Regions from separate parts of the Homo sapiens genome. Here region 1 is linked to region 2. A link is an interaction called in ENCODE POLR2A ChIA-PET data of the cell type or tissue named here. Cell type or tissue: Panc1. All regions are shown on one strand. Each heading gives the region's core, and the rest is flanking DNA. Links, peaks and the distances in the headings are about the cores only. Region 1 overlaps LOC105378477 (a long non-coding RNA gene). Region 2 overlaps LINC01435 (long intergenic non-protein coding RNA 1435).

Region 1 (2,925 bases), core at 151-2,650, 380 kb after region 2:
AGAAAGCAAAAGCAAAACTATGGATAAGGGGTGTCGCCGGGGGATTAGTGCATTTAAATAATTATAAAAGGAAAGATAGTAAATGTCAAGAATTGCTAAATCTAGGTGCGAAGTATATGGATTTGAAAAAATTACTCTTGCAAATCTTCCATAACTTTGAAATTGTTTAAAATTAAAAAGTAATATAAAAGTTTTCAACAGTGCTACCATATTGATAATTGAAACCTTTCTCTCATGGAGAAAAACACTGCATGTCGTGGGGCAAAATACTTCAGGAATACAGCATTCTTGAATTTCTTCCTGACAAATCCCAGCTTCTTAGTACCAACCACTATTTTCTGAAAGACACCCAGATGGTAGGTGATACTTCATTAAGATAAAGCCCAATTTCTTTCCTTTCTTGATGAAGGTGGCAAAGCCACTACTCTGAGACTAACATGAGGTGGAGGCCATTTTCATTTATGTTCACTTTTTGGGGTTGCCAACTTCTGTATCTGAGGACTATAAACAGCTAGAATACAGAGTTAAGAAAATTGCTCAGAAATTTCATAAGGGATTTTGTACTGTTACTGCTACATGATTTAGCTATCTCAGCGGACACTGGCCTGGCAGGAAATTCCTTGCAAAGCTCTTAATTCTGCTGTAACTCTCTGGCATCACTTCATTTTAACTTCATAAATGTGTCTTAGCCAACCATGTATCTATTAATTAACCTTTAGAAAAATAAGATTCTCCAACTTTTTTAGTGACAATATTTGGAGTCAAACCTATCTTCCCAAGGCTATATTGAAATCTCTTTGGTCCAGTTTAACAACTGTGCTAAACCCCACTCATCCTATAAGCCTGACTAAAAACTCTTCAACACTTCAGAATAAATCCATCTCAAATTTCAACACCATTATTCTTTCTTGATTCTTGTCTTATGTGCCTCACTTTAGAGTTAATTATTTATATCTTAAGTTTTCTACTGAACTGAGACTACAAGCTTCTCAAAAGTGTATAGAGGTTTGCTCATCTCTGTGGGCTCTACCATGTTGAGAGAAGATATGATAAAGCATAACTCCTAATTCATTGCCTTCTTGTTTAATCAAGAGAAGAACCCAATGCTCAATAATTGAGAAGTTGTGAAGGATAGATTGTAAGGTGGCCTCCATGATCCTTACATCTCAGTAATTCACACACCTGTGTAATTCTCTTAAGTGTAGTCAAGACCTGTTAACTTGATTCTACCTAATAGAATGTGACAAACATGACAGGGAATACATAGGTATGTATTCTTACATGCATTATAAAGGATTAACTGTCCATCATAGTATCAGGTGTTCTCACTGGCTGGCTTTGAGGAAGTAGGCGGCCATGCTAGGGAGGCTTTGTCACAAGCAGATGAGGTTGGCTTCTGGCCAAAAGTCTAAAAAAAAAAAAAATGAGGCTCTCAGCATAACAGCCTGCAATAATTAAAAGCGCCTAAGAATTGTGAGAATGTGGAAGCAAATATTTTCCAATTGGAGCCTCAGATAAGATCACAGCCTCATCTGACACCAAGATTGCAATAAAAGGCTGTTAAAGTTGACACTTTTTTCCCCTTTCTACATTTCTTGTTACCTAATCTCCTTTATAAGATTATTTCAATCTATTTTCCTTTCCTCATTTCCCCTACCCCAAATAACAGTGAATCACAAAGGCCAGCTTCTTTATAAGCCTTGCTTTGCCATTGGAACTAACTTTTTAGGTATAATTTTGGAGATACGATGGAGAATCTCTCTGTCTCTCTCTTTTGAATATCAAGGACTCTATACTTTCAAAACACTTTTATGCTCAGCTATTTGTACACATTATATCGAAATTTTCCATTAATATCAGTACTATTACATGCTATGAATAGGCAGGAAAACCAGCATTAGAATTTTCAAGGTCTTAAGATTTGGCATGACTACAGAATAATATTTTAACCATAGTCACTTAATATAAAATGTCATGTGTTTCTACTTTTATCCATTCTTCAAAATAGTCTTTCCTATGGAATTTTTTTTAAAATTATACAAATAAATAAATTTATATGAATATTTCCTGGCACTATGTTAAAGGTCAAATTTATTTATTGTTATCAGTGTAACCCTAGCTTGATTTACCAATATAAAATTATGGAAGATTGCTTTTAAGTGGGTAATGATTTCGTTTTTCCTGGATGTATTTCTTCCTTTAATAAAACTAATGTTATTTTATTAAGGAGAAAAAAAAACACTTTTATGTAATGTAAACTCTATCTTTTGTCCTTGTCTACTTTTTTAGTTTGTCTATATGTTATGATTTCTGTCTTCAGAAAGGCAAAGTGACTCTCCTGGCCTAAGCCCAGCGTGTAGCAGAAAAAAAAGTCTTTCATAAATATTTTCTGGGTGAAAATTCAGTGACCAAGTGCCTTGAAATTACACAATGGTGTTGCCTAATCTACTCCCTGTTGTGGGGACAAAAAAAATAGTCCTAAAGTTAGTACCTAAGCTTTCCAGATTCACAGACATACATGTATATACACATATGCATATGCACGTGCATGTACATTACAAGAAGACAATTAACCAGAATGGCATGTTGGCAAACAGAAAACTACTGCCCTTTATTAATGCACCAGAAAATTCAGGAGACCCAGTTCCCTACTCAGCACAGCAAATTCAGACCCTTGATGTGTATTAAGCACTTTTCATGTCATAAAATCAGAAATGTAGACCAGTGGAACAAAATAGCCCAGAAATAAATCCACACATTTACGGTCAGGTGATTTTTGATAAAAGGTGCCGTGAAGGAACAATGGGGAAAGGATAGTCTTTTCAATAAATGGTGCTGGGAAGACTAGATATCCACATGCAGAAGAACTAAACTAGACCAGCCTGTCTCACTTTATACAAAAATCAACTCAAAATGGGATAGACT
Region 2 (2,925 bases), core at 243-2,742:
ATCTGATAGCACTGATTTATTTACAGTGTTCTGTGACTAGGCCAGGGAAAAAGTAACCTGAGAAATTTTCAAACATACATACTTGGATTTACATATTTACAGAACACTTTATACTCTTTTGCATTTTTCACCCAGTGAGGCCAATCTTAATCTGATGCCAATCTTATCGCCATCTAGGTTGTCCTGTTAGTGCTGTTTAACATCTTTAACAAATTAGGACCGTATCTAATTTGTTATATTACTGTGTCATTAAAATATGACAGTGGTTTGGAGTCTTAGGTGATCTCTATCCTTCTCTGACTATGACCCTAATGCTGCTTGGTTTTCTTTCGAATGTGTGGAGATAAAATTTACTTTTGAGATAAAAACGAACAGATGTTCACTTTTCATTATATTTGAGAGTCACTAACCAAAATTTTCCTCACTGTCCTTGTACTTTTGTTTTAATATTTGCTTTCTTTTTTTCGGCTGTTTATTTGGTTTTTACAAGCCTCTTTTCTACTTTTAAAGTTTGCTAATTTCAAAAATCTATTTGTACAATTCTTGAATTTTATTTTCCTCCTACTTAACTGCTCAATCATACAGGCAGTATATATATTGTTGGTGAAATAAAAGGAAGGATTTAGAAACAGGGAATACTATACTTTGCAGCAAAAACATAATAGATCTTTTCCTCTATCATAAATGTATGTTAAAATATTTAAATATAAAGTCAAAGTTTTTCTTCTATAAGTAGAAGCCCAACTTGTCCAGCTTTGCCTTTTTTCATTCTATTTCAATAGATGGTTTGAGATTATATGAAAATATCCAGACTTGCTTTCATTCTTGTTTTTCTCACAGAAGAAAAAATACAGTGCAATTTGACAAAGGTGAGGTTGGAATTTGGCAGATATTGAGCCAGATTCTCAGTTGTCTATTTGGTTTAGTTCATCAATTTTGTACAAATATTAATATAAAGCTACATCTTCTTCCTACAGAGTCATGGACCTCAGGTAGGCCACGGAGAAGCTGACAGCCCGGTGTGCCCCTTCTTATCAACTGCCTGTTTGTACACTGTGCCTGGAATTGCTCATTCTGGGAGAGACTGCTGTGTATTGGAGCAGGAGTCCTCCCACAATGGCAGGTTGTTTCATTTTCCCTCTTTTTCTGCTTTGTTCCTGCCATTTAAAGGATTTTTGTTTGTTTTTTCCATTGCAACATTTGTGGTGAGCTTTTGATTAGGCTGAAGGCTAACACAGCTAACGCTAACAATTTAAATGGGATAACTCTCAGGGAACCTGTATAGCTCTGTCCTTCTCCCCTTCCTCCCCCTCACCATCAATACCAACAACAGCCACTTTGCAAACCACATGCACCTTGCAAACCTTTTACAGAAGCAGATTCTTCCCTGACTAGGAGCTGAAAATATATGGAAGGTGAGTGTGTATTTAGACTTTGGGCTAGTGACAACAATTTTACTTTCCTACAAAAGGGAATTCGTGATTTCATAAGCAAGGTCGTTCGTTTACTTACAGTCCAAGATCTTGGAATTTCTGACAAGTCAACTGTGAATGGAATAATTCTTCCCCATCTGTTCCTTTTCGGAGACAAATTGACCCTGAAAGCATGGTGATTGAAGCTCTTTAACTTCTCTGCGATGGGGTCTTAACAGACAATGATCTGTAAAAAGAGGGGGTGATGGTGATATTTATTTTGATGATTGCTAACTAGCTCCTGCTTTGCGGTCTTTCATTCGATTGCATGTCTGTCATCTCTTCTAAATCTCACCAGCACTCCATAGTGCAGTCAGGCCTGCCTTAGAGGATTTGTTAAAAGTTCAGAGGCATTAATTGCCCAAAGTTTCACCAGATGGTACTCCCCTGTCAATTAGGTGTGATGTTCCTGATATATCTGATATTATCTTTATTGAACAAAAAATAGTTGGCTTGAACTATTGACAAAACCTATACTTCCACCCAGGCTTGAGGTCACTGACTAGAAAGTCTAGATGAAGGATGAGAACTCTAGCTGCATTTTTTTTTTTAGACGGAGTTTCGCTCTTGTCACCCAGTCTGGAGTGCAATGGCGCGATCTAGGCTAACTGCAATTAGTTGCATAATTGTAAAAGCTGGTATGAGATATTCCAACTTTGAGCTCAAAATCCATTTAGAACATCTGCCATGTGAAATCCCACCTGTAGTTTTGGCCATAAGCTATTTTTATTGTTAATTATGACTTTAGGTTTACACTGAATTATTTTATGTTGATGTGCTACAGTTGCAGGACTTTTTCTTAGTTCAGCTAAAGATGGGGTTCTTTGTCCCATGGCCACGAAAATTCAGGCTGGCAGACAATTTTTATGGTGAGTAAGACAGGGTTTTATTGGGTGAAAAGGAAGAAAAGGGGGAAACAAGGACACCCCACAAGGCCAGAGGCCCTGTTAGCGTGCTTCCCACCCAGGTATCTCAGGTTCCACACAGGAAGAATAGGGGCCAGGTTCCTCTCTGCTGCCAATGGGCAAACTCCCCAAGGCTCCACCCCAGTGCGCAGGCTGGCTGGAGTTTTTCTGGGGACCCCTTCACACCTGACTCTCTCACTACTATTTCCTAATAATGGGAGGCTGGGCATGGTGGCTCATGCCTGTAATTCCAGCACTTTGGGAGGCCGAGGTGGGCAGATCACCTGAGGTTGGGAGTTTGATACCAGCCTGACCAACATGGAGAAACCCTGTCTCTATTAAAAATACAAAATTAGCTGGGCATGGTGGCACATGCCTGTAGTCCCAGCTACTGGGGAGGCTGAGGCAGGAGAATCGCTTGAACCGGGAGGCAGAGGTTGCAGCAGGCTGAGATCATGCTATTGCACTCCAGTCTGAGCAACAAGAGCAAAACGCCGTCTCAATAAATAAATAAATAAATACATAAATAAATAAATAAATAAATAAAT

What was found. ChIA-PET counts read pairs that join two places held together with the same protein. Peaks named below come from ENCODE experiments on the same cell type or tissue, not always from the same donor. Only the 100,000 strongest peaks of a DNase experiment are listed, where the experiment ranks them.
Region 1: POLR2A ChIA-PET joins it to region 2 with 6 read pairs; 2 of 35 experiments call an interaction of 5 or more read pairs at or near these places.

Annotation. Positions count from the first base shown.
Region 1 is chr10:108,420,075-108,422,999 of GRCh38, forward strand. All of the region lies in intron 3 of LOC105378477 (a long non-coding RNA gene), which reads right to left. Among named protein-coding and RNA genes, the nearest start is that of LINC02661, 290 kb to the right of the region's middle. In Panc1, for the core only: no CTCF peak of the experiment used is centred there; a DNase peak (open chromatin) is centred at 1,293.
Region 2 is chr10:108,041,666-108,044,590 of GRCh38, forward strand. LINC01435 (long intergenic non-protein coding RNA 1435) reads right to left here. Exons shown (of 5, transcript NR_125760.1): 2 at 1,513-1,659. Among named protein-coding and RNA genes, the nearest start is that of LINC01435, 26 kb to the right of the region's middle. In Panc1, for the core only: no CTCF peak of the experiment used is centred there; no DNase peak of the experiment used is centred there.